3 separate regions of the Homo sapiens genome follow, and all the other regions are linked to region 2. Evidence: chromatin loops called from intact Hi-C (ENCODE). Cell type or tissue: MCF 10A. All regions are shown on one strand. Region 1 overlaps PLAC1 (placenta enriched 1). Region 2 has its middle 61 kb from the start of PLAC1. Region 3 has its middle 28 kb from the start of MIR450B.

Region 1 (8,000 bases), 120 kb after region 2:
TTACAGTCCAGAGGCCTTTTTTTTTTTTTTACATATATACCTATTATGCCATGAATTCATGCGGAGTAGGTTCCAGCAGCTCCGGCTCCTTCCCACTGGTTCTTGCACAGTGTGCTTCTCTGGGTGGAGCGGGCTGGTGCTTCAGTTGAACCCAGGTACCTTTCTCTTTGGCTTCCTTTTTCTCTGAACAGTTTCCTTCATGCAATTCAGGATGCTATTTTTTGGCTCTTAATAAAGTGCTTAATATGCTCAATATGCACATTAATTCTCTTGGCAAGAATCTTAACCTTGTGTTTTTAAAATAATGCCAACAGCACACTGGGTAACAATGTAGGCTCTTCCAGTTTTGCCATGAAAACATTTGTGGGGTATTCCTTTCTGAACAGTGCCCATTCCCTTGATGTCTACAATATCACCTTTCTTGTAGATTCACAGGTATGTGGCCAAAGGAATGAACCCACGTTCTCTAAAAGGCCTAGAGAACACGTATTGGGTGCCTCTTCTCTTTCCCTTTGTGTTCATTATTTTGGCAAAATACTAGAAGATGGTGGTTCTGGCCAAAAGTGATCATCTGTCTTTTTTATTAACTCAAAATCAGCTGATATGTGACTTTAATTACATCTTGAAGCTATATTTTAAAATATTTTGTACAGATGTAGAGGGTACAAGTGCAGACTTCCTACATGCATATATTGTACCATGGTGGAGTTTGGGCTTTTGATGTACTCATCACTCGAATAGTGAACATTGTACACAATAGGCAATTTTCTGCAAAACACATGATTTCATTCTTTTTTATGGCTGGGTAGTGTTCCATGATGTATAGCTACCATATTTTCTTTATCCAATCCACCACTGATGGACGCTTAGGTTGGTTCCATTATCTTTGCTATTGTGAATAGTGCAGTGATAAACATGAGTGCAAGTATCTTTGTCATATAATGATTTATTTCCCTGTAGGTAGATACCCAGTAGTGGGACTCCTGGATCGAATGATATTTCTAATTTTAGTTCTTTGAGAATGGATCAAATGACATTTCTATTTTTTGTTCTTTCAGAACTATCCCTACTGTTTTCCTTAAGTTGTGCTAATTTACATTCTAACCAACAGTACATAAGCATTCCCTTTTCTCCACATCCTCACCAACATCTATTTTTCTTTTTAATTATAGCCATTCTGACTGGTGTAAGATGGTATCTCATTGTGGTTTTAATTTGTGTTTCTCTGATTAGTGATGTTGAGTGTTTTTTTCACATGTTTATTGGCCACTTGTATGTTTAAAGCTATATTTTTAAGCATTATGATAAGCAATCTAGCCAGATTAGTGACAAAATGAACCCTACTCTCAAGGAGGAGAATCCAAGTGAGTAATTCAGCACACGCACATCACTACAGTTAGAAAAACTACACAAATACAACTTTTTTTTTTTTTTGAGATGGAGTCTCACTCTGTCACCCGGGCTGGAGTGCAGTGGTGCGATTTTGGCTCACTGCAGCCTCCGCCTCCCAGGATCAAGCGATTCTCCTGCCTCAGCCTCCTGAGTAGCTGGGACTACAGGTGCATGCCACCACACCCAGCTAATTTTTTTGTATCTCTAGTAGAGACAGGGTTTCACCATATTGGCCAGGATGGTCTTGATCTCTTGACCTCGTGATCCACCCGCCTCGGCTTCCCAAAGTGCTGGGATTACAAGCGTGAGCCACCATGCCCGGCCACAAATACCACTTTCTATTGGCCAACCCAGGAAGAAACATGAACTTCCTTCCTCAAGTTTGAGGCTGGAGTCTTTGTCTTAGCCTTCAGTCACTAGAGTAAGACTGGTGTTCTCCTCATCCAACCATGAACACATTGAGGACAAGGGCACATCTGAGTCATCTCTGTCATCCCAGTGCATGGCACAGTCAACATTTGTTGGTGGAAGGAAGGCAGGAATGCCACCCATCCCCCCCGGGGAGATGGTCTTGGGCACAGTCTCTCTTTGCATTGCTCCTGCAGGGTACTGAGCCACCTCTACCCTCACAGCAACCTCCTCTCCATCATCCATCACTTCAGGTCACTCAATGATGAGCAAGCCAGCTGATAGCACTTTTTAGCTACACAAATGGATAAATCACAGAAACCAACATTTGTCAGACTCAGCTATCCTGATTCTTCTTGTGAACAAAATGATCATTAATTCCTTTAGACGAGTCCCCCAGTCTCCAGCCATTTGTCTCCTTTCCCCATGGGCAAATAAAAATGGGAATCTTATTAGTGGTCTCTAGTCATCTCATAGCATTGCGGGGAGAGCTGAAGCTGGATGAATGGACATCCCTGAGCTTGTGGAGTTCTCACCAAGTGGGCAGTGACTGGGTATGATCCCCTTTGGAGCCTGTCACTGCTGTTGACATTGAAAATACCGGTGTGGAAACAAATGCTGTCTTTGTCACAGGCTCAACTACAGGGGCCTCTCCTTCCCTAAGCTGGCAGCTGAGACTAAGTACTTGAGATCCCTGGGCCAGCTGTTGTGAAGTAAACGCCAGGCAGTAGGTAAGGCAAGATTCAGAACTGGGCAGAAAGCCAGGCTGGAGAGGGAGCACTGATAGGAGGGGAGCACAAAAGTTGGCAAACAAATGCTTTCCAAGTAGGTTTTAAAAAACACAATCTGGCCTCTAAAGTAGACAAAGCACCAATGGGGGGTGCAGGGGTGGGGGTGCTGCCTGAAAATGCCTGCTCTGACTATCAGCTCAAGAAGATTCTAGAACTGGAAAGGCACTGTGAGCAATGTTTCCCGAGGAGGCTTCCCTTGGAGCACAGAAAGATAGCCACACCCTTTGAAGTTAGCTGGGAGCTTACAAAGGGCAGTGTTGTTTCCACTAAGGAAGAATGATAGCCCTGCATAATGGTGTCCTTATTCTGTAAACCCCAGACCTTGTGCGATGAGGGGCAAGTGAGCCTGCAGGCCCCAGCAAAGGGGGAGGAAATGGTTGGCAAAACACATACTTTTAGCTTGCTTACTGGTCAACATGGAAGGTCTTCCCTAGGAAGATGGTGTGGTCAAAGTCAGGGGTCTGTTTCAACTCTCTTCCAAGGATGATTGCTAAATCATATCAAGATACCTTTTTAATTTGATGATGGCTGATGTAAGTTTCCAAATGCTTGCATCTTCTGTCATGTTTGATGTATTTCAGTGAATCATGCCACAAGCTGAGAGGCCCTAGAGATGAAAGGCTGATGAGAAAAAACGGATGAGCCCATTGTTTTACATCAGAATGTGAATGGTGATATTTCTGAGTAGTGGGATTCCTGTCACACAAAAGGGGAAGTCAGTAGGCTGGCAGTAGCTGCCAAGGGCAGCTTATTGGACAATTATTAGGGAATGGAATCCTAAAATTGGAATTTTAACATAGCCTTGATCAACTTTGGAATGCCTATGGTATTGCATCATACATGCTTATGTCAGGGACCACTTCCAAAATTCTGACTCATCTCCCAGGCCAATGAAACCATTTCAGCATGTGAATTACACCCCTGGTGTTGTCCAAGGGAATTTTTGTCAGCCCTGGTGCCCAGGACTGATTCCATTAGGCCTAGGAGAAGCTGTGTGGTGCAACAGAAAGAGCCATGAGGAGCCCTGAGCTCTAGTCCTAGCTCTGTTGCCAATTAACTGTCATTCCAAGTGAATCTTTTAGTGAATCTGTGTCTTGGTTTCTTCAGCAGTTGAAAAGAGACAGTTGAATTTGATGAGTTAGTCTCTTACGGCTTTAAAAATAAAAATGCATGTTTCATAGCTTGGCATTTAACAAAGAATTGTGGATATGTAAGTAATCTAATTTTATAATTTTCTTTAGGTATGAAAGGGACCTTAAACATCGTATAGTCCAACCCCTTTATCATACAGATGTAGAAACCAAGGTCCAGAAAGGGGAAGGGATTTGATCAATTAGTGCAGAATTAGGGTTAGAGATCAGGTTTCTGGATTCCCAGTCCAGTGCATTTTCCACTACATTTATTTTTAAATCAAGTAATACATGAGCATGGTTTAAAAATATCAAATAGGCAGCTGGGTGCGGTTGCTCACACCTGTAATCCCAGCACTTTGGGAGGCTGAGGCGGGTGGATCACGAGGTCAGGGGATCGAGACCATCCTGGCTAACACGGTGAAACCCCATCTCTACTAAAAATACAAAATACCCAGGCGTGGTGGCGGGCACCTGTAGTCCCAGCTACTCGGGAGGCTGAGGCAGGAGAATGGCGTGAACCTGGGAGGTGGAGCTTGCAGTGAGTGGAGATCATGCCACTGCACTCCAGCCTGGGTGACAGAGCAAGACTCTGTCTCAAAAAAGAAAAAAAAAAAAAAAAAAAAAAAAAAAAAAAAAAATATATATATATATATATATATATATATATATATATATATATATAAAATACAGAGAGCTGATAATAAAAAACAACAGTTCTCTGCCCCACTCCTCCCCATCCCCAGTCCCACTCCTCAGAGGCAACCATTTTTTAACAGATTCTGTTGGCAATTCATCTGATAGTTACTTCTGAATCTCTAAATATTACTCTGTTCCCATTCTTGATTTATCCATTTTGGACATTATCTATTAACTCCTGTTATAAAAATGGAAGATTTAGCTCACTTAACATTACTCCCAACTGCCTCTCTTTCTTCTGCCTCCCCATGGTTGATAGCAATATTTTATGAGATTTTTAAAAATTCACTTTTTAAAATAGCATGCTATTTTAAAAATTTACTTTTTTGGTGTACAGCTCTATGAGTTTAGGCAAATACATAAAGTCATGTAACTGCCACCACAATCATGATATAGAACAGTTCCATTACCCCCCAAATCCCCTCATGCTGCCCTTTGTAATTGGCTTCTCCCTTTACCCCCTACACTGATCTGTTTTGTTGCTACAATTTTGTCTTTTCCAGAATGCCCAGAAATTGAATCATATACTATATAACCCTTTGATACTGACTTCTTTCACTCAGTATAACTATTTTGAGATTCATGTATGTGTTGTTCATTCTTTTGTATTGCTGAATAGTACTCCACTGCATGGATGTACCACAGCTTATCCATTCACCAGTTGCAGACCATTTCAGTTGTTTCCAGTTTGATAGCATTATTTTTAGTTATTCTATTGGTTACTTTTTAACTGAAAATCATATACTGAAACCTCTACTTCTTGCACCATCATCCACTATATAGTAAGTAGGTCTTCTTTTTCAGAATAGTAAATGCTTTGGACTGATTGAAAAACATAATACTTTCATTTCTTTAGTCACAGTTTTAGACGGATTTAATTTGAGGGTGTGATTTTTCATGGGGTTGGGAAGGTTTGCTCAAATGCTGTCCAGCAGCCCTATTCAAGGCTACAGCCATTCTAAATGCCTCCTGTCACATAGGGGGCCTTCTCTAGTACCAGATATGCTTGTTGCTGGGAAGATACGCATGTACTTTCTGTTCTGACCGTTGCTAACTCAGGCAGTAGTTTTTGGGAAAAAGACCTTTCTTCATGTGGATTTCAGCTTTTGTCTGTCATGCTTTTTCTGTTCCAGCTGCCTTCACCAGTGAGCACAAAGCCACATTTCAAAGGAAACTGACAAATTATCCCCAGCTGCCAGAAGAAGGTTAGTTTTCTGTGTGTTCAGTGTCCCCCTTCTCTGATAACCAACAGGTTAACTTTCTAAAGGGAACTGACAAAAGCAGAAATTGTCCTTTTACCCAAATGAGTTGTGATTGTTGATTTTTTTAAAGATGTGGATTTGTAATATTCCTCTCCATTCCTACTCTAATTTATACCAGGAAATAGAGTGTAAGTGATCACAATGGAACCTCTATTGTTTGCAAGATTCATATTAATGCATTCTGGTTTTTTAAGTGCTTACAAGATCTAAATTAATTTTTAAATTAGCTAGCATAGTGTCTTTACTCAATGAGTAGCCATTTAAAGGCTGAATGATGTCAGCCCTGGCCATAGAGATTTATGTGTTGTTATATTTCATTTGCATTTTTAACCATCTTTGTACATGTGTTATGCCTCTAGCACTTATGCTGTATAACAGGAGAGAGTCTAATGCCTAGCACAGTACACTACATATAGTAGGTGCTCACTAAATGCCATTTGAATTGAAATGATCCAAAAGAGTGTCATGTATATATGATGGTAAAATATTCTGTGTTAATGCAGTGAGTCAGGCATTCTCAAACACTAATAGGAATGCAAATTGGTACAACTCTCCCACAGGGCAACTTGGCAAAATGCTCGAAAGCCTTAACAATGTTCTTATCCTTTCACCCAGTAATTCTCCTTCTAAGGATTTATCCTAAAAGGAAATAGAGATGCACAAAAAAATACAAATACATGGAAATTCATTGTGGCAATATTTAAAATAGAGAAAAAGTGGAAAAAACTTAAGTTGTCCATACTATGAAATCCTATGCAGTAACATTTATACTATGAAATGCAATGTAATTATTTAAAATCATGTTTAGAAGAATATTTAATGACATGAGTAAATGCTCATGGTCTAACTTAAGTGGGGGAAAGGAGGATACACAAACATACAGTGAAATCCCAAGTGTGTTTGTGTGTGTGTGTGTGTGTGTGTGTGTGTGTGAAGAAAAAAAATGACTAGAAAGAAATAATAGAAATATTAACAATGATTAGCCAGCCATGGTGGCACATGCCTGTGGTCCTACCTACTCAGCAGGCTGAGATGTGAGGATCCTTTGAAGTTTGAGGCTGCAGTGAGCTGTGATTGCACCACCGTGCTCCAGCCTGGGTGACCATGTCCCTAAACAACAAACCACAAAGCTATAATTATCCCTACGTTGTGGGATTATGAGTCATTTTCATTTTCTTATTTTTGTAATGAGCTTATCTTACTTTAAAATCCAAATTTTTTTAATTTGAAAGAAGTAACTACTACTTATGCTAGAGGGCTGACATTCATAAAATCCTAGTAATGAGATGTAGAACCATTTCTCCAACTAGTGTCAAATCTTCATCCTTAAAAAAAAAAAAAATGAGATCGGGTCTCACTCTGTTGCCCATGCTAGAGTGCGGTGGGCTGATCATAGCTCACTGTAGCCTCAAACTCTTGAACTCAGTGTCAACTCTTCAGATGACATGTGGATGGTTACGGCAGTGGTCAGTTTTTAGAAAAATTAAATAAAGCCCAGAAGCCATTTCAGATTTAAATGCTCTGAGGGGTGGGGTACAGTGGCTCATGCCTGTAATCCCACCACTTTGGGAGGCCAAGGTGGGTGGCTCACTTAAGCCTAGGTGTTCAAGACCAGCCTGGGCAACGTGGCAAAACCTCATTATACAAAAAATTTAAAAAATTAGCCAGGTCTGGTGACATGCACATGTAGTCCCAGCTACTCTGGAGGCTGAGGTGGGAGGATTGCTTGAGGTCAGAAGTTCCAGACCAGCCTGGGCAACATAGGAAGACCCCATTTCAACAAAGAAAAAAATGTGAAAAATAAGTCAGACATGGTGGTATATGCCTGTAGTCCGAGCTACTCAGGAGGCTGAGGCAGGAAGATCGCTTGAGCCCAGGAGTTCAAGGCTGCAGTGAGCTGTGATCATGCCACTGCACTCCAGCCTATTATTATTTCAATAATAATAATAATAATAATGCTCTGAGCCTTAGTTTGATATTGAAAGGAAAATATGTTTATCCTTTTCTCTAGGCCTAGTTAATTTTCATCCTTTTCTCTCCATCCCCACCCCTTTTTAAACTTTCCAGATCTGTGGAACAAATGTTGAGCAAACTGGAAATAAATAAAATCCAATGGCTTTAAGATACCACAAATCCCTCCCTTCCTGTGTACTAATGGCTACCTGCCCATTCTACTCCCCAGAGTGAAGGGCTAGAGTCAGCCAAAATGGAGGCTTTTCTGATTCAAACATGAAAAATGCAAATGCTCAAAAGATAGAAAAACTTAGGAAGTCTGAAAAGATTGAGACATAACATGTACAACTCTCCCTCCCCTAGAT
Region 2 (8,000 bases):
TTTGAGACAAAGTCTCATTATGTTGCCCAGGCTGGACTCAAACTCCTGGACTCAAACAGTCCTCCTGCCTTAGCCTCCTGAGTAGCTTGGACTGTATGCTCTCACCTTTCAGCATCAATTCTATTTCTAATTTTTTAATATATTTAAGGGCTGAATAAACTTGTTTACATAAGTAAGAAGAAGAAAATTTAAAAGTTTTATAATAGCACTGTCATGTAATTCCATAAACATCTGGGCTATAAACCAAAAATCAGTTATCTCCCTGCAAAAATAACTTTTTCGTTTTTTATTGAGATATAATTCATATACCATAGAATGCACACCTTTAAACTATATGATTAAGTGGTTTTAGTATATTTAGAAAGTTGTAAAACCATCACTACTATTCAATTCCAGAATATTTTCATCATCCCCAAAGAGAAACTCATTACATGTTAGCAGTCACTCCCCATTTCCTCCTCGCCCCAACTCCTGGCAAACATTAATCTTTCGGCCTCTGGATTTGCCCATTCTGGTCATTTCATGTAAGTGGAATCGTGTAATATGTGGCCTTTTGTGTCTGGCTTATTTCACTTTGCTGAATGTTTTCAAGGTTTATCCACATTGTAGCATGAATCAGTGCTTCATTCCTTTTTATACCTGAATAATATTCCATTGTATGGATATACCAAATTTTCTTTATCCATTTGTCAGCTGATGGACATCTGAGTTGTTTCCATCTTTTGGCTATCTGTGAATAGCAATGCTATAGACATTCATTTATGCCGAGTGCAATGACATGTGCCTGTAGTCCCAGCTACTCAGGAGACTGAGGCAGGAGGGTCACTTGAGCCCAGGAGTTCAAGCCCAGCCTGGGTAACACAGAGAGATCTCATCTCTAAAATAATAAAAAGAACACATTGATTTACAAGGTTTTCGGTGGGCACATGTTTTCGTTTCTCTTACTGGGTCATATGGGAATTTATGTTTATAAATTTTTGAGGAAATGCCAGACATTCTCAAAGTAGCTGCACCACTTTACATTCTCACCAGCAATGTATGAGCGTTCCAATTCTTCCACACCCTTGCCAACACTTCCTGTTATTATCTGCCTTTTTTTATTTTTATTTTTATTTTTTTTGAGACGGAGTCTTGCTGTGTCACCCAGGCTGGAGTGCAGTGGCATGATCTCGGCTCACTGCAACCTCTGCCTCCCAGGTTCAAGCAATTCTCCTGCCTCAGCCTCCCGAGTAGCTGGGATTACAGGCGCATGCCACCATGCCTGGCTAATTTTTGTATTTTTAGTAGAGACGGGGTTTCATCATCTTGGCCAAGCTCATCTTGAACTTCTGACCTTGTGATCCACCCGCCTTGGCCTCCCAAAGTGCTGGGATTACAGGTGTGATCCACCATGCCCGGCCTGTCTTTTTTTTAAGAGACAAGTTCTCACTCTATTTCCAAGGCTGGAGTGCAGTGGCAGCGATCATAGCTCACTGTAGCCTCAAAATCCTAGGCTCAAGCAATCCTCAGCCTCCCGAGTAGCTGGGACTACAAGGTGTGTGCCACCATACTGGCTAATTTTTTAATTTTTTTTTCAGAGGTGGGGTCATTCTATGTTGCCCAAGCTGGCCTCAAACTCCTGGCCTCAAGTGATCCTCCTGCTGTAGCCTCCCAAAGTGCTGGGATTATAGGCGTGAGCCACCATGCCCAGCCTGTCTTTTTGATTATAGCCATCCTAATAGATGTCTTCACTAGGTATCTCTTTGTGGTTTTGATATGCCTTTCCTTAATGGCTAATGATGTTGAGCATCTTTTCGTGTACTTATTGGCCATTTGTATATCTTCTTTGGAGAAATGACTCTTCAGATTCTTTGCCCATTTTTAATTAGGTTATTTGTCTTTTTATCGTTTAGTTGTGAGAATTCTAGATACTCTAGATACAAGTCCATTATCAGATATATGACTTGCAAATATTTTCTCCCATTCTGCATGTTGCCTTTTCACTTTCTGGGTGGTTTAATTTGCAGTACAAAAGTGCTTCATGCTAGGAAGGCACAGTGGCCTATGCCTGTAATCCTAACACTTCGAGATGCTGAGGCAGGAGGATCACTTGAGCCCAGGAGTTTGAGAACAGCTTGGGCAACATAGTGAGAGCCCATCTCTACAAAAAATAAAAAAAATTCAGCTGGGTGTGGTGGCACACTCCTGTGGTCCCAGCTACTAAAGTGGCTGAAGTGGAAGGATGGCTTGAGCCCGGGAGGTCAAGGCTGCATTAAGCTATGATTATGACACTGTGCTCTAGAAATAAAAGTGTTTCATTTTCATATAGTCCAATTTATCTCTCTTTTTTTTCCTTTGTCACTTGCGTGTTTGTTGTCCTATCATCCTAAGAATTTCTTACCTAATCCAAGGTCAGGAAGATTTACACTTATGTTTTCTTCTGAGTTTTAGTTTTAGTTGTTACACTTTTAGCTCTGGGTCTGTTGCATTACTGTGTACATTTTAAGATCAACATGTCAATTTCTGCCAAAAAAAAAAAAAGCCAGCTGAGATTTTATTAGAGATTACACTGAATCCGTAGAACAATTGGGGGAGTACTGCCATCTTAGCAATATTAAGTCTTCTAATCCATGAACAAGAAATGTCATTCCATTTACTAAGGCCTTCTTTATTCTCTGTCAATGGTGTTTTATAGTTTTCAGTGTACAAGTTTTGCACTTCATTTGTTAAATTTATTTCTAATTAGTTTATTATTTTATTGCAAATAGAATTGTTTTCTTAATTTGATTTTCAAGTTGTCCATTGTTAGTGCTTAGTCATAGAATTGATTGTTGTGTTTTCTGGCATCCTGCAACCTTGCTGAACTTGATTATTAGCTCTAATAGTTTTTTGTGGATTCTTTAGGATTTTCTAACTAAGGTTGTGCCACCTGCAAATAGAGATATTTTTTACTTCTTCCTTTCCAATCTGGATGTCTTTAATTTTTTTCTCTTGCCTATTTAGCCCAGCTAGAACTTCCAGTATAATATTGAATAGAAGTGGTAAGAGTGGACATTCTTGTATTGTTTTTGATCTTAGGGGGAAATCTTACAGTTTTATACCATTAAATTTGATGTTAGTTGTGGGTTTTTCATAGATGTTCTTTACCAGATTAAAAGTTACTTTCTAGTTCTTGTTTATTGAGTGTTTTTTGTTTGTTTGTTTGTTTTTCATTGAAACGGAGTCTTGCTCTGTCATGCAGGCTGGAGGGCAGTGGCATGATCTCAGCTCACTGCAACCTCCACCTCCCAGGTTCAAGCAATTCTCCCACCTCAGCCTCCCGAGTAGCTGGGATTACAGGCTCCCATCACCACGCCCAGCTAATTTTTTTATTTTTAGTAGAGATGGGGTTTCGCCATGTTGGCCAGGCTGGTCTCAAACTCCTGACCTCAAGTGATCCACCCGCCTCGGCCTCCCAAAGTGCTGGGATTACAGGCCTCCCAAAGTGCTGGGATTACACCTCGCCTGGCCTACTGAGTGCTTTTATCATGAAGGAATATTGAATTTTGTCAAACACTTGTTCTGCATCTATGGAGATTAACAGGTAGTTTTTGTTCCATTAATGCAGCATACTACATTGACTGATTTTCTTATGTTGAACCAACCTTGCATCCCTAGGAAAAATTTTATTTGGTCATTGTGCGTAATTCATTTTATTTGTTGTTGGATTCAGTTTAGTAGTATTTTGTTGAGGATTTTTGTGTTTGTGTGATAAAATACAGATAACATAAAATTCGCCATTTCAACAATTTCAGAGTGTACAACTCAGTGACATTTGTTATGTTCACAGTGTTGTGCAATACTTACCACTATGTAGTTTCAAGACATTTTCAGCATGACAAAAGGAAACCCCACACACACTAAGCCGTCATTCTCCCCTCCCCCTGGCAACCACTAATCTGCTTCCTGTCTCTATGTATTTGCCTATTCTGAATATTTTTTGCCCAGGTGTGAGGTGAAAAGGGTTTGGGTGAAATTTCCTCTATTTAGAAAATTACTATCACAAATTCTTTATCAGTCAGCAGCCAGTCAGCAGCCTGTCCCACACAATTATTCACAGGCCCCTTTTGAACCTCCTGCATTTGGCAAGAAAGGGAGGTGAGCATGGAAAAGGAAGAGGGCAATCTTTCAACTGTCTCCCCTCCTTCTGCTAGAGAAGGGGGACTATGAGAAGAGGACTGCCCAGGATGGCTCCAGGCAAAATATAAACATTTGTCTCCTTTGCCCTCAAATCTCCCCTTTCTGCTGCTATATCCAGGCCCTGGTGGCCTCAAGTAGCCAGGCCCTAGGATATCTCTAAGATCTCTTCCCTCCAGGCGGGGCTGCAGGCCCTGAGACTACTTTCATAATTGGTTTCCTGTTGGGTGTCCCTTGCCTGCAAGCCTTACTAACTGGCCAGATGGCATCCACTTGCTTGAGCCACGTGTTCTTGTTTGCTAAGGCCTCCCTAAGTTATCCTGTCCAAATTCCCTGAACGTGAGGAATGTCAAGCCCCAAAGCTGTAAAAACGGTGACTCACTGAAGTCCAAGAAGGAGGTACTTCTGGAGAGCAGGGTGATCTTTACGTACTTTTCAAGTAATGCCCATGGGCAAATTTGTTATTTAGTGAAGCAGGATCAGGCAGTGGGAAAAAAAAGGTGACACCCCACCCTCACAGTATGCCTTACAGCCCACTCCACAGCTTTATTAGGAGCTAAGTCTCTGGAGAGATTCTGGGGAATTTTTTTTCTCCAGGGAGGCTTTCTGGCTTACACTTCTCCAGACCCCAAGGACACTCCCAGATGCAAGGTGATGTCATTGGAGTGTTTTCAGATAGAGAATTTAAGACTTGCTCTGACCTCATGTGCTTTGTGTTTCCAGTTTAACTCAAACTTTCCAAGACTTGAGTTCATTTACCTTTAATCAAAATTCCCTTTCTGGGCTCCACTTCTGATTACACATGGGCCTCTAAGTCTTCTTGGCCATCAGGTACCAGTTGATCAAAAGTGTCACACATTTAGGTAGGGCCAGTGTGGCTGACATGCCCTTTGAAGTTCAAATAGGGTTGGAAATGAGTGCAATATTGCTCACATGATGTCAAATCTCACATGTTTGAAATAGAGTGTGTGACATTTGACAAATTCAAGCACATGGTGAGGCAGCTATTCTGCTTACAGAGCAAAGACTCCACTAAGGACTAGGTGAGTGACTGCTCATTGGGGCCTGCCTCTTTGTTGACAACAGACTCAGACTGGGGCCTTTTTGACGAAAAATCAGAATGCTATTTCCAACCCTTAGGCAAGTAATGGGCTAATGAATGGCTCTAGAATTTTAGGAGACAGGCCTCACTCTGGGGGACAGTCCCCACTGAAGGCAAAGTTCTTTCCTCACCCCCACATGTGTGGCTGATAAAAGCTACTTGTCTGGCTGGGTGCGGTGTCTCAAGCCTGTAATCCCAGCACTTTGGGAGGCTGAGGCAGGCGGATCGCTTGAGGTCAGGAGGTTGTAAACCACCCTGGCCAACATGGTGAAAACCTGTCTCTACTGAAAAGACAAAAATTAGCAGGGGTAATTTTTGGCACGCACCTATAATTCCAGCTACTCTGGAAGCAGAGGCAGGAGAATCCCTTGAACCCAGGCAGACATTGCAGTGAGCCGAGATTGCACCACTGCCCTCCAGCCTGGGTGACAGAGCAAGACTCTGTCTCAAGAAAAAAGCTACTTGTCATATGTGCGCAATGTACTTCTCCCTGAAGACTATTTCAAATGGTTTCAGTTTGGCCATCTACCCAGAACGCACACGTACCCAGCACGCACATGTACCCAGCAAATGCCTTCCTATTTCTACCATCTTTACCCATAGAAGGCCTTAGAGTAAGTACTCTTTTTCACTGAGTCAGGTTTAGACCACAGAATCCTCAGATCAGCACTCCCAGCAGCCTGGGCCAGTTGCTTGGAGTTGGTATACAAGATAATGAAAATTGCTATCATTTTACTGAGGATTTATTATGGGTGAGGCACTGGGTAAGTGCATTACATGCATTATCTCTTTTAATTCCCACAATAGTCTTGTTATGTACTATTATTCTCATTTTACAGACAAGGAACCAAGGCCAAGGGAAGGTAAGTAAACTTTCTCAAGGTCAGATTGGCAGAACTGGGCTGGAATTCCCGTCTGTTTGACTCCAGAGACTAACCTCTTAACCGTTACGCTATGCCAGTTCATTCATTCACTCAACAAGTATTTAATCGGCACAAATTCTGTGTTAGCATGGTTCTAGGCCCTGGGGATACAGCAGTCAGAAGATCTTCGCCCAGTGGAACATGACACTGTGTGGGCCTCTGGAAGAAGGCCCTCTGGGAATCAGTGACTTGACACTGGATAATACATCCATTTGCTAGCAGGATGAGGGATCTCAAAAATGTGGGAGCTCCACGCCTAAACACAGGGAGTATATGGAAAACTCAAGCCACAAGGCAAAAGGGCAATGGCAAAGTTTCAGCTCAACCCTGACAGGGCTCTGTATGCTTAGCATAGGCTATAGCCCATGCTCCAGTGCTTGAGAAGGATAACATGCCCTACTGATCTCTGTAACCCTTGAAGGTCAACCACCCCAGGCCCTCCTACCATAAGCCAACATTAAGTTTTTCAAGCATCCCAGGTCTGCCTGTCTTTTTTGCCATTAGCAGCTGAATGTGTGAAGCTCGTGGCTCCCCGCAAGGAACCCTAGGGGTGGGTCACAGGTGGGGCTGAGCTCACTCTTCCTATAGATACATTTCCCCCTTGTAAAGAGCAAAGGAGACAGATCAAAGGCCACCTGGGCCCACTTGCTTGCTAGAGAGACCCGGGGGAGCTGGAAAGGAAAGGGGAGGAGGGGACTGGGGTAGGCTGGAGCTGTGCTGTGATTGATTGGCTTGTTTTGCTCCTGCACTTCTGTTTACCCAGCTGGGCCTGCTGCTGCCCAGAGGACCAGCATGTGCATGGCCACTCTGGCCGGCCTTTGGGGCAGTGTCAGAGTGAGCTGTGCACTCAGCCATCTCCTGGCAAAACTGAGGCAGGGAAGTTTGTGTTTTATGTCTGCAACTTTCCTGCCCCACTGGGCCTTCTCCCACCTCCAGGGACACCCCTCCGTAACACACACACCCCAGTCTCAGCCACAAAGTTCTTCAGGTCTTCTTCCTCTTAGTGGAACCTAGTGTCACTCAGGTATCTAAGACACTAACAGGTAAACATCTGCCAACAGCCTCTAGCTTAATTCTTCTAGCATTTCAAAATGCCGGGCTTCTCTGTAATTAATTAGTCCATTCAAGGCAGACAAGAGCAGAGGGCCCCAGGAGAGGGAAACAAATAGCTTATGAAAGAGCTACAGATCCAAGGACACAAATGAAGTCCCTGGTCTTCTAGGTCAGTCTTTCTGTTAATTGACAAACAAGGTTAAAACAAATCCCAGCATCTCAGTAATGCTCTCTGCTCGGTTTGAATAGCAGTAGCCCAAGGTAGAACGGTTTCAGAACTCAGTGTGTTAGGGGGGTGGGGGGCCGTGGGCAGGATTTGAAGATTTGAAGGACCCTTCCAAGTGCACGTGGCCACTGGTTTGTCAGTGTTTAACGCCAGCTCTACTTTTCTTAAAAACCAACCCAACCCCAAATCAGAAGCAAGTAGAGACTGGTGGCAAAGGGCCCCTGGGCTTTGGGTAGGCACTAGAGTGGTGGTTTAGAGTGGGCTTTGGAGTCAGACAAGCCTGAGTGGGAGTTTCAAATCTCAGCTCTGCTACTTATAACTGTTTGACTTTGGGCAAGTTGCTTAGCTTTTCTGAGTCTCAGTATAACCTTCTGTCAAATGAGGATAACACCTACCTCACTGCATTGTTGTGAGGATTAAATGCCATAAAGTGTGCCAAGTGCTTAGCAACTGATCTGTGTTATCAATATATACAGAGGGGTGTGATGATCAAAGACGAGGATTGTGGAGAGAGGGGGATGGGATACCTCATTCTCTTCCT
Region 3 (8,000 bases), 210 kb after region 2:
TTTTTAAACTTTAAATTTCAAACTTACAGAAATGTTGCAACAATAGTACAAAGAATTCCTGAATATCCTTTACCCAGATTCACCAGTTTAAAAAAACTTGCCCCACTTGCTTTATCACTTGCCTTCTCTCTGTATGTGTGTGTGTATATATATATTTTTTCAGAAGCATTTGTAAATTGGAGCTATTGTTCTCCTTCACCTGTGGATATTTCAGTGTGTATTTTCTAACAAAGACATTCTTTTACACACGACAGTACAATAAGAAAATTTAGCCTTGATTTGTTACTACTATACTCCAATCTTGACAACTGTTTCAATACCATCCTTTATAGTTACTTTTTTCACAGTCCAGGATCACACATTACATTTAATTGTCTCCTGAACTGGGGAGAGTTCCCCAGACTTTGTGACATTGGCATTTTTGATGCATATAGGCCAGTTGTTTTGTACAATGTCCCTCAATTTGGGTTTATCTGATGCCTCCCCACGAACAGACTCAGGTTATGCATTTTTGGAGGACTACCACAGAAATTATGCTTGTTCTCAGAGCAGCATAGCAGGAGGTAAATTGCATCATTTTTTTCCCATTATTGTTGATGTTCTTTCATTATCCGTTTACAGTGGTGTCTTGCCATTGTAAAATTACTACTTTCCCCTTTGTTATTAATAATTTGTGGCTTTGTTTGGGGGTATATAAGTATCCTATTCCTCATCAAGCTTTCACCCATTGATGACTCTTGCCCAAATCAGTTATTACTACTATGGTTACTAAATGGTGAGTTAGTTTCTTTCTTTTCTTTCTTTCTTTTTCTTTCTTTCTTTTCTTTCTTTCCTCCCTTTTTCTCTTTCTTTTTCTTTTTTGTTTCCCTCCCTCCCTCCTTCCTTCTTTCCTTCCTTCCTTCCTTCCCTCCTTCCCTCCCTCCCTCCTTCCTTCCTTCCTTCCTTCCTTCCTTCCTTCTCTCTCTCTTTCTTTTCTTTCTTTCTTTGTCCGAGTTTCACTCTTGTTGCCCAGGCTGGAGTGCAGTGGCGTGATCTTGGCTCACTGCAACCTCCACCTCCCAGCTTCAAGCGATTCTCATGCCTCAGCCTCCTGAGTAGCTGGGATTACAGGCGCCCACCACCACGCCCGGCTAATTTTTTGTATTTTTAGTAGAGACGGGGTTCTGCCATGTTGCCCAGGCTGGTCTTGAACTCCTGACTTCATCCATCTTTCTCGGCCTCCCAAAGTGCTGGGATTACAGGCGTGAGCCACCATGCCTGGCCATCAGTTCATAGTACTTTCAAATATCCCTTTTGATTTCTTCTTGATGCATAAATTTTTTAGAAGGCATATTAATTTCCAAATATTTGTGTATTTTCCAGAGATACATTATTGGTTTCTAATTCAATTCCATCATGGTCATGGAGCATACTTTATATGATCTGAATCCTTTCAATGTGTTGAGACTTGCGGTGACCCAAAATATTGTCTATCTTGGTAAATGTTCCATGTGCACTTGAAAAGAGTATGTTTTCTGACGTTCTTAGTTGGAACATTCCACAAATGTAAATGAGGTCAATTTGGTTGATAATGTTGTTCAAGTCATATATCTTTACCAATTTTCTGTGTACTTGTACTACCCTGATTTTCATAGAGGGATACTGAAATCTTCAACTACAGTCATTAATTTGTCTACTTTCTCCCACGGTTCTTTCATTTATGCTTCATGTATTTTGATGCTCTGTTAAGTACATAAGTGTTTAGGATTATTATGTCTTCCTGATGAGTTGACCTCTTTGATCAATGTAAAATGACCCTTTTTTCCTAGCAGTAATCATTGCTCTGAAATCTACATCATCAGTTCTTATAATGTCACTCTAGTTTTCTTTTGATTTTTGTTAGCGTACATCTTTTTCACTCTTTTAATATTCTTAGCTAAAAAAAGGAAGAAGCAGAGCAGTTGTATAGTATGCTACTATTTGTGTTACAAGGCAGAAATATGTATGTACATATCTACTTGCATATACATAAAATAGCTCAGGGAGTGAGGAAACTAAAATTATCTGTTGGCTGTTGGGAAGTGCACTGGTTAAATGGAAAAAAGGGATGAGAGGAAAATTTCACTGTATACGCTATCATAGTTTTTAAATTTAAGGTTATACAAATATATTTCAATTATTCAAATATAATTTTTCAATTATGCAAATTATACTAATTTTTTAAATTCAAACATTAAAAAATAAAAACAAACAGATAACTCTCTAATAAAAAGCATTATATCAGAAACAGAAAAATAATCATCAAGCAAATAGCATATGAAAAAGTTACCATATCCAGGCACAGTGGCTCACGCCTGTAAATCCAACACTTTGGGAGGCCAAGGAGGGCAGATTGCTTGAGCTCAGGGGTTTGAGACCAGCCTAGGCAACACGGTGAACCCCGTCTCTACAAAAAAAAAAAAAAAATACAAAAATTAGCTGGGCGTGGTGGTGCATGCCTGTAGTCCCAGCTACTTGAGAAGCTGAGGTGGGAGGATGGCTTGAGCCTGGAAGGCAGGGGCTGCAGTGAGCTGTGATCGCTCCACTGCACTCTGGCCTTGGAGACAAAGTGAGACTCTGTCTCAAAAAATAAAAGAAACAGCTACCTGCCTCATTCAGTGAGTGTATTAGTTTTCTAGGGATGCCTTAACAAGTACCACGTGCTAGGTTCTGGCTTAAACATGAGATTTGTTTTCTCACAGTTCTGGCGACTAGAAGTCCAAGATCAAGGTGCAGGCAGGGTTGGTTTCTTCTGAGGTCTGTCTCCTCGGCTTGTAGATGACTGGCTGTCTTCTCCCTCTGATTGTGTGTCTGTGTGCTAATTTCCTTTTCTTATAAGGATACCAGTCATATCGGATTAGAGTCCACCCTAATGACCTTATTAATTAATTTACAATGACCTCTTTAAAGACCTATCTTCAAATACAGTCACTTTCTGAGGTACCATGGGTCAGGACTCCAACATAGGAATTTTGAGAGGACACAATCATCCCATCACAGTGAATCACCAGAAAGATTTACACAACTCAAGATCAGTTTATACTAATAGCTAAGAGGTAGTAATAGCAAATGATACAGAAAAGAAGGGAGCTGGAAAAATATATACATCAGGCATGGTGACTCATGCCTGTAATCCCAGCACTTTGGGAGGCCAAAGCGGGAGGATTTCTTGAGGCTAGCAGTTCAAGACCAGCCTGGCCAACAGAGTGAGACCCTGGTCTCTCTTTAATATACATACATATACATCGGGGGGTCCAGAGAAGCCCAGCACAGGCTTCCAATGTCCTTCTTCATTTAAGAAGAAGCCACACAGGATGTGATCTATCCCTCTCGAGCAGCAAGCCACAGAGCATGGACAGAATGTCTCTGCCCAGGGAAGCCTGTTTGGAGTTTCAGGGTCTGAGAGACTCACATAGGGGCTGGTCACACACATACAACCTGCTAGCAACTGGCCATGGCACCTGAAACTCAGGACCCCAAGCATGGATCCGGGTTCACACACGTCATCGATCTTTGCACAAAGCAACCCTGACAAGCTGGTATGGTATGTTCCATCACTCCAGGTGTACATAACAAAATCACGAATCAGTAAAAGAACACTCTGAGGGCCACATTCCCGGGGGATAGCTAAGGGTGAGTCATGGTTCCCTTGGAGACGTGAAAGAAATAACAGAGCTGCTATGTTACCTCTTTGCTCAGAAAACCCAACCGGGAGATTTCTCTATTCCTAACTCCCATCACTTACGAACGGGAGTTGAGGTACAGGTTTTAGGGATAGGGAAGTGAGGGGGTGAGGGAGGTAGGGATTGGGCACCATTTGGCCTACAAATTACATATATCCAGGAATCGTGTTTTAATTGAAATTATCATCTTTACCATGAAAAATGGATACCTCTGCTTTTCTGGGCTTTTTTCCTAATTATGTCAACCTTCCCAGCTCTTGGAACAGAATGCAAAGTCCTTTGCATGATACACAGAGCCCCATCTGATCTCCCCACTCCGGGATCTCCCTGCCCTCATCTCCATGGCCTTCTTGCTTCATGTCTCTGCTCCAGCCATGATGGCAATCCTGAGGTTCCTCACACACACCAGGCCCCTACCCACTTCAGGGCCTTGGCTGTCGCTGTTCTGTCTGCCTGGAGTGTTCTTAGAAATCCTCTTCACTGTCCCCTCATCTCCTGCATGTCTCTCCTCAAAGGTCACCTCATCGGAGGCCTCCTGGCCACTGTATCTAAAACAGCAGCCCTTGCCACTCTCTGCGCCCTTTCCTCAATCCTCAAACCTGACAATATATCGTTAACCTGAATATTTAATTATTTTTTACCTGTTCCTCCTCCAACTCCCAAGCAGAATGCCTGCACCATGGGGGTAGGGACAGTTTCTGGTTCACAGCGAGGTCCTGAGGCCTAGCACCATGCCTGGCTGAGTGAGTGCCTACTGAGTGAATGAATGAATTCGATCCAGACAGACACTGGGTGGAGGAAGGAAAAGATTTAGGACAGAATAAGATTCCCTATTTTTAGCTCCAGACTACAGAGGAAATAACTCAACTAAACTGTTAACTTTTCTCTCAGGATTCACATATGCTAATATTATATTTAACATAAACTTTCTTTTAGAAAGGTGATTCTTGCTCCCCTTTAAGGGGCTAACACTCTAACAGTTTATTTATTTCTTTATTTTTTCTGATGACAAGTAACATATTTGTAAAAGAAAATTAAACAATGCAGAAAGGAGTAAAGTAGAAAGTGCAAGTCCTTTGGACTGGAGGTTGGGGGAGAGGAAGAGCTGGGGCTAACGCATTTTGAAGGGGACAGCTGTCACATTGTTGGCATCATGGCAGCTGTGTCCATAGGGCTCACCAAAATGTCCCCCTGGATAAAATGGCCACATCAAGCTGTCTTCTTGCTTTGCTGTTTATGTCCTTTGCCTGTGTTTTTAGGAAAATGTCCTCGAATGTGTATTTTTTTAATTTTTAAAGTTTTTGTTATATTAAAAAAGTCTTTTGTCTGTCCAACAAATTACTAATTCTTTTCTCCAAATTATTGCTTGACCTCTAACTTTGTGGTGCTTTCCACCATTCAGAAGTGATTTTATTTTAATTGTTATTTTTTTTGAGACAGAGTCTCACTTTGTCACCCAGGTTGGAGTGCAGTGGCATGATCTTGGCTCACTGCAACCTCTACCTCCCAGGTTCAAGTGATTCTCATGCCTCAGCTTCCTGAGTAGCTGGGACTACAGGCATGCCACCATGCCTAGCTAATTTTTTGTATTTTTAGTAGAGACAGGAGGTTTGCCATGTTGGCCAGGCTGGTCTTGAACTCCTGGCCTCAAGCAATCCGCCCACCTCGGCTTCCCAGTGCTGGGATTACAGGTGTGAGCCACCGCGCCCGGCCACAGAAGTGATTTTTATCGGATAGTGAATTCTGTCAATTCTTTGCCTTTATTGTCTCTGCCTTTGGTATCATGCTTAGAAAGGTCTTCTCCCAGCCGGGCACGGTGGCTCATGCTGGTAATCCCAGCACTTTGGAAGGCCAACGCGGATGGGATCACGAGGTCAAGAAATTGAGACCATCCTGGCTAACAGGGTGTAAACCCCATCTCTACTAAAAATACAAAAATTAGCTGGCCGTGGTGGTGTGCACCTGTATAGTCCCAGCTACTCGGGAGGCTGAGGCAGGAGAATCACTTGAATCCAGGAGGCAGAGGTTGCAGTGAGCTGAGATCACGCCTCTGCACTCCAGCTTGGGGACAGAGCAAGACTCCATCTCAAAAAGAAAAAAAAAAGGTCTTCTCCCTGCCTCCCCCCAGCCCCCGCCCACCCCCGGATTAGAAAAGTGTTCACCTAAATTTGCTTCTAGTATTGTCATGGTTTGATTTTGTTTTTCATTTAAATTTTCAAGGCACCTGGAATTATTTGGTGATAATAGACATTTATAGAGTGCTTATGATGTGTCAGGTTCTGTTCCAAGTGCCTTATATTGATCATCTTATTTGAAAGCTGGTAGAAACCGTGTTTTCACAGGTGAGGAAACTTAGGGACAGGAGGTTGGGTACTTATCCAAGACCATACAGTTGGTGAAACCTGGTCCATCTAATGCTAAAGCCTACACAGCGTTCTTGTAAGGATTAGAATTGGTGTATGTAAAGTTTCTGGAATATAGGAGGCAGTCAACAGATGATAGAGTTTAATATTATTGCATAGTTCCCATAAATATAATTTTTGATGGCTGTATATTATTTTTCAAAATGGTATCTTTTAAAGTTCAGTTTATTTCTAAACTATTATTCCTTCACAAGTATGAAAAGCCTTTAGAATTCCATGGGAATAAATGAAATCTTTATGTCAAGAAAGTGTTCTCATAAACAGGGAGGGGAACAACACACACCGGGGCCTGCTGGGGAGCCAGCAGGGAGAGAGAGCATCAGGATCAATAGCTAATGCATGTGGGGCTTAATACGTAGGTGATGGGTTGACAGGTGCAGCAAACCACCAAGGCACACGTTTACCTATGTAACAAACCTGCACATCCTTCACATGTACCCCGGACCTTAAAATAAAATAAAAATAATTAAAAATAAAAAGCATGTTGTCATAAAAAGAAATTTTGGAAGGATGTACATCAACATGTTTAGAGTTTCATTGGGTAATGGAATAACTGGGTTTTCTTAAAAAAAAAAAAAAAAATCTTGCCTCGGCAGGGTGCAGTGGCTCACACCTGTAATCCCAGCACTTTGGAAGGCCGAGATGGGCAGATCACAAGGTCAGGAGTTCGAGACCAGCCTGACCAACATGGCGAAACCCCATTTCCACTAAAAATACAAAAATTAGCCGGGTGTGGTGGCAGGCACCTATAATCCCAGCTACTCAGGAGGCTGAGGCAAGAGAATATCTTGAACCCAGGAGGCAGAGGTTACAGTAAGCTGTAATTTCGTTACTGCACTCCAGCCTGGGCGACAGAACGAAACTCCGTCTGAAAAAAAAAAAAAGCTTGCCTCTATATTCCAGTTTTCTAGAAAGAGTGTTTTTTTATTTTGTGAACAGAAAAATAACCACAATAACTGCTATATATATGTTTTAAAGGCTATGAATGAAAGGAGGTGCGGCGTATGTAGAGAGTGACAGGCTTATAAGATTTTCTTTTTGTTAACATGGTAAGAACCTGAAGCTGATAGGAAGGATAAATGGAGAGAGGGTGGCTCTCCAGGAGCAGAAGGGCAGTGAAGGAGGGAGGGAGGTCTTTGAGGAGGCAGCAGGCAAGAGGAGGTTTATGCAGCATTTATACAATTATATAAAGACAGAAAGAATGAAAGAAAAGATGTAAAAACGGATACCCTGGTATCGGGGTAGTGGGATGATGGTTGCATTTTACTTTTATTCTGTATTTGTATCTTCTTGTGTATGTTTACTTCTTTTATACATTCCATTTCCCTCCATCCAGATCCATAACTTTTTAAAATTTTTATTATTTTATTATTATTAAGATGGAGTCTCACTCTGTCACCCAGGCTGGAGTGCAGTGGTGCAATCTCGGCTCACTGCAACCTCTGCCTCCCGAGTTCAAGCGATTCTCCTGCCTCAGCCTCCTGAGTAGCTGGGAATGCAGGCATGCGCCACCACACCCGGCTCATTTTTGTATTTTTAGTAGAGACGGAGTTTCACCATTTTGGCAAGGCTGTTCTTGAGTTCCTGACCTCAATTGATCGCCCGCCTTGGCCTCCCAAAGTGTTGGGATTACAGGCTTGAGCCACCGCGCCCAGCCTATTACTATTATTTTTGAGACAGGGTCTTACTCTGTCACCCAGGCTGGAGTAAAATGGCACAATCACAGCTCACTGCAGGCCTGATCTCCTGGGCTCAGGTAATCCTCCCACCTCAGTCTCCTGAGTAGCTAGGGCTACTGGCATGTACCACCACACTTGGCTAATTTTTTTTTTTTTTTTTTTTTTGGTAGACACGGGTTTTCACCATGTTGCCCAGT

Evidence for each region. A loop is a pair of places that touch in the nucleus more often than their neighbours do. Peaks named below come from ENCODE experiments on the same cell type or tissue, not always from the same donor. Only the 100,000 strongest peaks of a DNase experiment are listed, where the experiment ranks them.
Region 1: it touches region 2 in a loop (7-fold over the local background); 2 of 110 quality-filtered maps call a loop at or near these places.
Region 3: a loop joins it to region 2, with 11 times the contacts of the local background. A loop is called at or near these places in 4 of 110 quality-filtered maps.

Annotation. Positions count from the first base shown.
Region 1 is chrX:134,599,676-134,607,675 of GRCh38, reverse strand. It overlaps PLAC1 (placenta enriched 1), which reads left to right. Exons shown (of 3, transcript NM_021796.4): 2 at 5,554-5,625. It also overlaps the pseudogene RPL21P133. Among named protein-coding and RNA genes, the nearest start is that of LINC00629, 54 kb to the right of the region's middle. RefSeq lists an enhancer at 2,521-3,720. In MCF 10A, a CTCF peak has its summit at 3,526; DNase peaks (open chromatin) are centred at 2,545, 3,175 and 3,495.
Region 2 is chrX:134,714,983-134,722,982 of GRCh38, reverse strand. It overlaps a transcript of PLAC1 not described here. Among named protein-coding and RNA genes, the nearest start is that of PLAC1, 61 kb to the right of the region's middle. In MCF 10A, no CTCF peak of the experiment used is centred here; a DNase peak (open chromatin) is centred at 4,472.
Region 3 is chrX:134,508,360-134,516,359 of GRCh38, reverse strand. No RefSeq gene overlaps it. Among named protein-coding and RNA genes, the nearest start is that of MIR450B, 28 kb to the left of the region's middle. In MCF 10A, no CTCF peak of the experiment used is centred here; a DNase peak (open chromatin) is centred at 3,639.